2 separate regions of the Homo sapiens genome follow, and region 1 is linked to region 2. Evidence: read pairs that join two places in POLR2A ChIA-PET (ENCODE). Cell type or tissue: GM12878. All regions are shown on one strand. Each heading gives the region's core, and the rest is flanking DNA. Links, peaks and the distances in the headings are about the cores only.

The links. ChIA-PET counts read pairs that join two places held together with the same protein. Peaks named below come from ENCODE experiments on the same cell type or tissue, not always from the same donor. Only the 100,000 strongest peaks of a DNase experiment are listed, where the experiment ranks them.
Region 1: POLR2A ChIA-PET joins it to region 2 with 6 read pairs; 6 of 35 experiments call an interaction of 5 or more read pairs at or near these places.

The regions. Positions count from the first base shown.
Region 1 is chr15:58,840,642-58,846,022 of GRCh38, forward strand. The region is part of intron 6 of MINDY2 (MINDY lysine 48 deubiquitinase 2); the gene reads left to right. Among named protein-coding and RNA genes, the nearest start is that of MINDY2, 72 kb to the left of the region's middle. In GM12878, for the core only: no CTCF peak of the experiment used is centred there; a DNase peak (open chromatin) is centred at 2,270; H3K4me3 peaks cover 517 bases; H3K27ac peaks cover 2,191 bases.
Region 2 is chr15:58,772,610-58,777,990 of GRCh38, forward strand. All of the region lies in intron 1 of MINDY2 (MINDY lysine 48 deubiquitinase 2), which reads left to right. Among named protein-coding and RNA genes, the nearest start is that of MINDY2, 4.0 kb to the left of the region's middle. In GM12878, for the core only: no CTCF peak of the experiment used is centred there; a DNase peak (open chromatin) is centred at 4,662; H3K4me3 peaks cover 3,226 bases; H3K27ac peaks cover 406 bases.

The sequences.
Region 1 (5,381 bases), core at 195-5,194, 68 kb after region 2:
TATTATTATTATTATTATTATTATTATTATTTTGAGATGGAGTCTTTCTCTGTCACCCAGGCTGGAGTGCAGTGGTGTGATCTCGGCTCAGTGCAAGCTCCGCCTCCCAGGTTCATGCCATTCTCCTGCCTCAGCCTCCCGAGTAGCTGGGACTACAGGCCCCCGCCACCATGCCCAGCTAATTTTTTTTTTTTTTTTTTGTATTTTTAGTAGAGATGGGTTTTCACCGTGTTAGCCAGGATGGTCTCGATCTCCTGACCTCGTGATCTGCCTGACTCGGCCTCCCAAAGTGCTGGAATTACAGGTGTAAGCCACTGCGCCTGGCCAATTTTTTTTTTTTTTTAATTTTTTTTGGTGTGTGAGACACTTTCATTCTGTCACCCAGGCTAGAGTGCAGTGGCATGATCTTGGCTCACTGCAACCTCTGCCTCCCGGGTTCAAGAGATTCTCATGCCTCAGACTCCTGAGTAGCTGGGATTATAGGCGCGCACCACCATGTCCAGCTAATTTTTTGTATTTTTAGTAGAGACAGAGTTTCACCATGTTGACCAGGCTGGTGTTGAACTCCTGACCTCAAGTGATCCACCCACCTCAGCCTCCCAAAGTGCTGGGATTACAGGCATGAGCCACTGCACTGAGCCAACTTCATGATTTTCTTATAAATAATTTCAATTTTGGGGGCCAGATACAGTGGCTTACGGCTATAATCCCAACACTTTGGAAGGTTTATGATTCTATGAAGATAATACGCTTTTCCTTTCTTTTCTTTTTTTTTTTTTTTGAGACAGAGTTTCACTCTTGTTGCCCTTCCTGGAGTGCAATGGTGTGATCTTGGCTCATTGCAACCTCTGCCTCCCAGGTTCAAGCAATTTTCCTGCCTTAGCCCCCCAAGTAGCTGGGATTACAGGTGCATACCACCATGCTTGGCTAATTTTGTACTTTTAGTAGAGACACAGTTTCACCATGTTCGTCAGGCTGGTCTCGAACTCCTGACCTCAGGTGATCCACCTGCCTCGGCCTCCCAGAGTGCTGGGATTACAGGCGTGAGCCACCGCGCCCGGCTGATCTGTGCTTTTCAACAGCATAACTAGATTGATTTCTGTGAGCAGAGTGAGGAGACCATAAGAGAGCAAATGCTTTCCTGTGGGTCACTATAGATAGTGAGATGACTATTTATCCATGCAGGAAATTTGAAAGTGTAAAGATGGGTTGTAAATAAACCATTTCTGTCCTAGAAACAGACTCATTTAAGTCAGTTTTGCTTCTCATATTATACATATGATCATGACTGTTGGATTCCTATCCTTACCTAATTCTATATCCTAGATCTAGTTGTTGCATTTCATTTTTATGGCCCTCCTTCACCACCCTCTGATAACTTCTGCTTGCTCTTAACTAAGATTACATAGCCCCTGTCTAGATCACATAGCTTCTAGATCTTTGGTTCATATAATGATATCTGCATAGCTCTTTTCCTATTATGACTTCTTGATTGTCCTTTTACCATAGCAACCTTTATATTCATGTCATAACTGTTTCCCCTATCTCTTGGTTTTAAATTACTGACATCTCTGAAGTATATTCAGTCCCAACGTTTTTGAGGTTGGTTGTTTTGTTGTTGTTATTTCTTTTTTACCATAAACTCAGTCAGATGGTATGAGGTTGGTTCTGTTTGCTTTTTTACTCTATGTTTAGGGATTAGAAGTGAAAAGTAGTTTAGAAGGAGGTACAGTTCTGGATAAATACTAAAACCATGTTAAAGAAATAAATTTGTTTATTCTATTTCCTCTTTGACTAAGGCCATAGTGGAAATTTTTTTCACAGAATGCTACATTTAAGTAACAATCCATTAAGTTTAGCTATTTTTAAAGCTGGTTGATATATCAAAAATTGTCACTTTTTAAATTAAAAGGGGAGGGGGCAGAATTTGGAAACTGGAATAAGGAAAGTGATGATTCCATAGTACAAGCAGAGAGATTCATCTTTTTCTCTTAAATAGGAGATAGAAGCAGATAGACACAGAAATTGAGATCGATTTAGATGATACTCATGAATATAATATCTTCTGTTTATGAAGCAGTTAGAGGCTTTGTACTATATTAAGCATTTTATATGGATTATCTCATTTAATCTTCACAACTCCTCTGTGAGGAGTGGATATTATTATTCTCACTTAATGGCTGAGGGAACATGTAAAGACCCTAAGTAACTTGCCCAAGACCATTTAGCTTATCAGCATTTCCAGTGTGACTTTCAAGTCCACTTTCAACTTGACTTTCAAGTCAACAACTATGCTTCACTGCCTCTCTGGGTGGATAAGAAAGTGCTTTTTTGGATAAGACTACATTTGTTAAGTAGGAGTAGTAATTTCATTTTTGATACTTAAAATACTTTAGAAACTCTCTTAGAAATGTATAAATTTTCAAATTATAAAGTACCTTAGAAACTTCAAAATTTCTAAGAAGAAAAAACTAAAGTCTAGAGATGTTAAGTAATTTGTGTTTAGGTGTGTTGGTGTTTTGTTTTGAGACAGAGTCTCGCTCTGTCGCCCAAGCTGGAGTACAGTGGCACAATCTTGGCTCACTGGATCCTCTATCTCTTGGGTTCAAGCGATTCTTCTGCCTCAGCCTCCTGAGTAGCTGAGACTACAGGCATGTACCACTACACCTGGCTAACTTTTTGTATTTTTAGTAGAGACGGGGTTTCACCATATTGGCCAGGCAGGTCTGAAACTCCTGACCTCAAGTGATATGTCCACCTCAGCCTCCCAAAGTGCTAGGATTACAGGCGTGAGCCACCACACCCGACCTAGAGATGTTAAGTAATTTGAATCCGAGCTAGTTAACCAAAAATATTTAGCCAGTGCTTTCCTCCATATTGGATCACAAAAGAACACGGAATGAAAACCTATTCTGTCCAGAAATACCCTCGTAAATTAATTCTACATGGAGTAGTTACTTGTATTAACAACATACCTGACAGTGGAGTTCGAGACCAGCCTGACCAACACAGTGAAACCCCCTCGCTACTAAAAATACAAAAATTAGCCGGGCGTGGTGGTGGGCACCTGTAGTCCCAGCTACTCAGGAGGCTGAGGCAGGAGAATGGCGTGAACCTGGGAGGCGGAGTTTGCAGTGAGCCAAGTCACGCCACTGCACTCCAGCCTGGGCAACAGAGTGAGACTCTGTCTCAAAAAAAAAAAAAAAAAAAAAAATCCTGACAATATCATCACAATTTGTAAATTGATAAAGTAGAAGAAAACTTGTCAAATTTAATAATATTTTATAAATTTACAAATTGTGACAATATTGACATTTATATAATTTGAACTAATACACAATTAAGAATTTAATGCATTAAAACCTATTCTATATTATTATTTATGAAATTTTTCAGTATTTTAAAAACTGATGAAATTAGAAGGAAGATTTGAGTCTTAAGAAAGCATTGACTGCATAATCTAGCAAAAGTGCTGGAATATCAGTGCAAGAAATATTCTTGATAGTGATTTAACCATAGACTCTCAGGATCAGATGGGCCTAAACTAGTACTATAGTCATAGATATTTTGCTATTCTATGCTATACTTACATAAAGGAACTGTGGACTAATAATCTCCATTGTTGGCCGGGCACGGTGGCTCACGCCTGTAATCCCAGCACTTTGGGAGGCCGAGGCGGGTGGATCACAAGGTCAGGAGATTGAGACCATCCTGGCTAACACGGTGAAACCCCGTCTCTACTAAAAAATACAAAAAAAAAATTAGCCGGGCATGGTGGCGGGCGCCTGTAGTCCCAGCTACTTGGGAGGCTGAGGCGGGAGAATGGGGTGAACCCAGGAGGCGGAGGTTGCAGTGAGCCAAGATTGTGCCACTGCACTCCAGTACTCCAGCCTGGGCGACAGAGCGAGACTCCGTCTCAAAAAAAAAAAAAAAAAAAAAAATCTGCATTGTTGACAGTGAACCAGTTATAGTTTTTTTAAAAAAATAAACGTCAGGCCAGGCGCGGTGGCTCATACCTGTAATCCCAGCACTTTGGGAAGCTGAGGCGGTGGATCATCTGAGGTCAGGAGTTCGAGACCAGCCTGGCCAACATGGTGAAACTCCATCTCTACTAAAAATACAAAAATTAGCCAGGCGTGGTGGTGTGCTCCTATAGTTGCAGCTACTTGGGGCTGAGGCAGGACAGTCGCTTGAACCCAAGAGGCTGAGGCTGCAGTGAGCCAAGATCACACCACTGCACTCCAGCCTGGGCGACAGAGTGAGACTGAGACCCTGCCTAAAAAAAAAAAAAAAAAAAAAAAATGAAAGGACAACCCACAAAATGGGAGAAAACATTTGCAAACTACCTATGTGACAAGGGATTAATAACCAGAACATATAAGGAGCTCAAACAGCTCTCTAGAAAAAAAAAAATCTCATAATCAAATTTAAAACGGGAAAATGATTTCAGTAGACATTTCTCCAAAGAAGTCATGCAAATGAGGCCAGGTGTGGTGGCTCACACCTGTAATCCCAGCACTTTGGGAGGCCCAGGTGGGCAGATCACTTGAGGTCAGGAATTCGAGACCAGCCTGGCCAACATGGTAAAACCCCATCTCTACTAAAAATACAAAAATTAGCCAGGTGTGATGGTGGGTATCTGTAATCCCAGCTACTCAGGAGCCTGAGACAGGAGAATCACTTGGACCTGGTAGATGGAGGTTGCAGTGAGCCAAGGTCACACCACTGAACTCCAGCCTGGGCAACAGAATGAGACTCCATCTTAAAGAAAAAAGATAAACAAATGGCAGACAGGTATGTGAAAAGGTGCTGAACATCACTGGTCATCTGAGAAATGCAAATCAAAACTATGAGATATCATCTCACCCCAGTTAAAATGTCTTTTTTCCAAAAGACAGACAATAACAAATGTTGGTGAGGATATGGAGAAAAGGGAACCCTTATACACTGTTGATGGGAATATAAATGAGTACAACCACTATGGAGAACAGTTTAGAGGTTCCTCAAGACACTAAAAGTAGAGCTGTTATACAATCCGGCAATCCCACTCCTAAGAATATACTCAAAAGAAAGGAAATCAGTATATCAAAGAGATATCTGCACTCCCAGGTTTATTGCAGCACTATTCGCAATAGCCAAGATGTGGAATCAAGCTGTGTCCATTGACAGACAAGTGGATAAAGAAAATGTGGTACACATACACAACGGAGCACTATTCACACACAAAACAGAATGACATCCTGTCAAATGCAACAACATGGATGGAACTGGAGGTCATAATGTTAAGTGAGATAAGCCAGGCACAGAAAGACACACTTCGCATGTTCTTTCTTATTTTTGCGGGCTAGAAATTAAAACAATTGAGCTCCTGGAGATAGAGA
Region 2 (5,381 bases), core at 279-5,278:
GAAGTTACCATCAATCCGTGATATCATGGACTAAGTTTTCATGGTTATATTTAGTTTGATTTCCAACTAATGCCCCATTTGTGTGTAGATACTTAAGAGAATGGTGATGGGGAAGATGTGGCTCTTTAGACAAATTCCATTTAAGGAAAAGCATTGGTCTGAGACCCAATTACCGTAACTTCTTGGTTTTCAAAGATTGTTTTCATTTTATGCATGATTTTTACTTGCCTCATTTCTTTGGCTCTCCTTAAATGGTTTGGCATTATTACCAGTAACCATGCATCCGAATGTGTTAAGGGAGCTAAAACTCTAAAGAACTAAAATAAGAAAAGGTATGTCTAAGGTGAAGGAGCAAAAAAGGGAAAGACCCTTAAAAATAGGTATGTTGAGGACTCAGAGCGAGTTACCTGTCAAATGAAGTGTCTCATTTAAGCTTGCAGTGTTAGGGTGCTGAGAAGATGCATCTCACAGCACCTATTTTATTTTCAAATTGATAATTATATCTGTAGATGCAATGTTTCCTAGGAAAAAAAAACAAAACAAACTGGGTGTGGTGGTGTGCGCCTGTAATCCCAGCTACTCCGTAAGCTCAGCTACTCTGGAGGCTGACACAAGACAATCGCTTGAGCCCAGAAGTTTGAGACCAGCCTGGGCAATACAGTGAGACCCTATATTAAAAGAAAAAGAAAAATAACCTGGATTCTTCTAAACACTTAGGTAGAAAATCAAGTAAAGGGAATAGTGTTTATCAAACATGCCTTTATCTTCCTGTCGCTAGCAAGGACTGATAGAAAAGAAATAAAATTAGAAACCTTGCCATTGTCTGGTGCATAATGGCACTGAGATGTTTTAAGTGAAGACAGTACCTGCCCTTAAAAGGCTGTCAAGCTGTTTGAGGTGGCATCATTAACTTACTGGAAACTGTTTAAGAACAAGAAATAGTAAGTTATATGAGACAAGTGGTAGGTAAACTGTGGTAAATCTGTGGAAATGCATTTGATATTCAAAAAGGGGACATTTTCCTTTGGTATGGCGTAGTCCTAGAAAACTTCATGGGATTTATGGGTCTTGAACCAATCTTTTTTTTTTTCGTTTGTTTGTTTGTTTTAAAGACAAATTAGAGCAATTTAACAGATCTTTTAAGGAAGAGAATTTAGAATAACAGGGAAATGGAATTCCCAGGGGAGAGAAGAGTATAAACCAAAGGAATGAAAATAGAATGGATATTGTGTGTTTATATGTTTATTACATGACAGAAGTGGTAAGCTAATGTTGGAGAATAATGAAAAATAAGGTTGAAAAGGTGAACAAGAGCCATTTGATAAGGGCCCTCAACTAGGGAGTTAGTTAGACTTGCTCTAACGGGCCAGAGTCCCTAATCTTTTTTGTAGGAAGGAATAACTATTATTTTCCTTTAGTCTTTTTTCTTATGTAGTACTGCAGAAATTCAGAGGAAAGGGCAAGTACTGTGGTGTGGAGTATTTGGGGATAGATGCATATTAAACTGACTCATTCAATTCAGACAGATTCAAGTGAATGATCAAGTGTTTGGGTTCCCACTGTGCGTGAGGTACTAGAAATGCAAAGATGAGGCCGGGCGCGGTGGCTCACGCCTGTATTCCCAGCATTTCGGGAGGCCGAGGCGGGTGGATCACCTGAGGTCAGGAGTTCGAGACCACCCTGGCCAACATGGTGAAACCCCGTCTCTACTAAACATACAAAAAATTAGACGGGCATGGTGGTGGGCACCTGTAATCCCAGCTACTTGGGAGGTTGAGGCAGGAGAATCTCTTGAACCCAGGAGGTGGAGGTTGCGGTTAGCCGAGATCACGCCACTGCACTCCAGCCTGGGCAACAAGAGTGAAACCCCGTCCCAAAAAAAGAAAAAAAAAAAAAAAAAAGGAAATGCAAAGATGAGTATGATGCAAATCTGCCCTCGTGTAGCTGACTATCTAGTGGGATGACAGACATATAAACAATAATTACAGTGCAATGTGAGAAGCTCTAATATGCTATGGAAGTGCAGAGAAAACGGTAATTGGGGAGGGGATTATCAAGGGAAGACTTCATAGAAGAGATAACCTGTGAACTAGATCCAAAGGATGAGTGAGAGAAGACCTTCTGGGCAAAGAGAATAGTGTATTGAAAGATACTGAAGCAGAAAAGGGTTTCTTCTACTTGGAACCTTCAACCTTGGTTGAAGTGTGCAGCATAGGAGGTAAACGAAATGGTGGTAATAGCAGGACATAAAATTGATGGGTTTTATCAGACTGTGAATGAGCAAGCATGCTAATGAATTTGGAGATTATTTTGTAAATCTGTGGTTATCAGTGTTTTTTTTCTCCAGCCTGTTGATGCCCACAAAAACCAGTCATAAGTAATCATTGATGAAGAGATGGATAAGCGAAGCAAAGTAGAGCAGTATTCTCAAAGTGAGCCAGGGGTACTAGAAGTCAAAGCTATTTTTATGATAATACTAAGATGTTATTTGCCTTTTTCACTCTTACTCTCTTACAAGTGTCCGTGGAGTTTTTCAGGCTACATGATGTAATGACATCGCTCTGTCAGTTAATGCAATGTGTGCCTCTGTACTTTGTGTTTTAAATTTTTCTCAATTTTAATTTATAATAAGGTAGATATAGATAGATATCCACATAGATGAAAGTTATTGGGGGTCCTCAATCATTTTTAAGACTGTAAAGGGCTCTGGGAACAAAAAGTTTGAGAAATGCTTTAGTAGAGAAAAACAGTAAATGGGGTGTGAAGGTGGTTGTCAGATTTCAGAGGACCCATGGCTATAGGTGTTTAGACTTTATATATAGCTGATATTGGAGCTATTATAAATTGCTAGATAAAGAAATGACATGAAGAAAGTGGTCTTTTACTTTGATATTAGGCTAGAAGTAAGATTGTAGTGAGTGTAGCACGAAGAATTGATGCAGATAGCGCTTTGGTTAGAGAGTTCTTTGTCCCCCTCTTTGATGAGGATAATGTAGCGTTCCCAATGATGACTTCTCCCAATGATGACTATAAGAAGTGAAGACAGTAACAGCATTTTTCAAACCTGGGTAATAGAGATTGGCTGGATCTTTCCAAAGATAGGGAAGGTATGAAGGGAATTATTTTAGATGGGAAAGTTGATGCCAAAGTTTGGTTGTGTTGAGTTGGAAATGTCCAGTGGGGGGCATAAAAATATAAATGTTCGTTATGCTGTTAGAAGCATGGACTGGGTCTCAGTAAAGAGGCTAAATTTTTTTTTTTTTTTTTTTGAGACAGAGTCTCACTCTGTCTTGCCCAGGCTAGAGTGCAGTGGCAGGATCTTGGCTCACTGCAGCCTCTGCCTCCCGGGTTCAAGTGATTCTCCTGTCTCAGCCTCTCGAGTAGCTGGAATACAGATGTGTGCCACCACACCAGCTAATTTTGTATTTTTAGTACAGACAGGGTTTCACCATGTTAGCCTGGCTGGTCTCGAACTCCTGACCTCAGGTGATCCACCTGCAAGAGGCTATAAAATTATAGAGAAAAATCAAATTGGGAAATTACTACATAGAGTAAATATGGTAGTACTACATAGAGTAAATATGAGACTAAATGAATTCTCCAGAGAGTAGTGAGCAATAGTTCTCAACTTTTCTTCCATCCCAATATATGTGAGAGTGACAAATTGCCAGCAGAAACATCCTCTCCATCCTGCCTCAGTCTCCCCATTCCCTCTCCTCCCCTACCTCATTCTCCAGGAGACAGAGAGAAAACAGAGGAATAAAGATTACACTGGGGAAGGAGGGGAAGAATATTAAGGGTGAGAGAGTGAAAAACCAGCATGGGCACAATTTGAGATGTGGAATGAGAACTAGAAATAGGGCAATGTCATGATAGTATTCAGGGAAAGAGAATGTAATAAAAATGTAGTACATTACTATTGTCAAATGCAGCAGCATCAGAGAGCTAATAGAGTAGGGAAGATTCTGCTGAAAATGACAGGTGTAGGGACAAGGTCACTGAAAAGTCAGGATAACATGGAATCCTCAGTTCTCTTTAGAGGAAAGGAACAACAACCGTATTTTCTGAAGTAGTGGGAGGAATGGAACAAGAAAAATACAGAGACAAGGTCACGTTAAGATAGAGAGGTAGGCCGTGTGTGGTGGCTCATGCCTGTCGTCCCAGCATTGTGGGAGGCTAACACAGGAGGATCGCTTGAGCCCAGGAGTTTGAGACCAGCTGGGGCAATATAGTGAGACCCCCATCTCTGTAAAAAAAAATTATAATAAGGAAAAAAGAGAGGTAGATGAAAATTGAAGCCTCATATTTTTCAGTTTGGCAAAGTAACCATTGAACTAATAAGTAGTAACTATTGAACTCATTAATAATTAAGATTGTAAAGCATTTGACCCGGTGAATTTTGTGAGAAAAGCATATTGCATTTTAAAGGAGAATCTCAGTGGAGATTATGCTTAGGAATTTGAGGCACAAACAGAAAGACTGACAATTAGTAGCATGAATAAATTGAGGTTTTCTTTAAAAACTATTAGCATATCAGTTTTGCTTTGTTTTTGGTCTTTCCCTAGTTCGCTTATGTCCGGAAATAGGAGCAGGAAGAATGACTGGTTAGAGTTATCAAGACTTGGGCTTTTCTTTCAAGAACTGACACCTGGGGTATAGGGGCAGAGAATTAGAGAATTGAAAGTGAAAACAGCTGATCATCTGAAATTATTAGAAAATCAATAGACTGAACAAACCGGGAGGATTTGAGCAAAGGAGTAAGTGTAGTGGTTCTGGATGAGAAGTGACAGTAAAAATGATCAAACAGAGTAAGGACTGAGTTGAAAGTATTGGTTCAGAACTGCTAGAGAGTAGGCGATCATTCATAATCTATTAAGTAGTTGGCTAGGCAGTGTGGCTAACGCCTGGAATCCTAGCACTTTGGGAGGCCGAGGCCAGAGGATCAGTTGAGCCCAGGAGTTTGAGACCAGCCTGGTCAACATAATGAGACCCCATCTCTATAAAAGAAAAAAAAACTTTTTTTTAATTATAAAAAAAGAAAATCTGTTGAATAGTTGAGCTGTGATGCTCTAACATCAAGAAAGACATCTATTTATTACATTTAATTCGAGCTCAAATTTGTAATTTTGTTTACCTCTCATTTTCAAGAGATAGTTTCATCTACCTCTGTATTTTTCCTTTTTGTTGTTTTTTTATGGAGACGGGGTCTCACTATAGTGCCCCAGCTAGTCTCAAACTCCTGGGCTCAAATTACAAATTATACCAGGTAAATTTATCAAAATGTATGACTTAGAATACATTTTTGTTTTGCTTCTTTTTGACTATATTTGATTTTTAATAGTTTTTAAAAATCTTATTTTAGCTGTAATAAGTGCTATTTA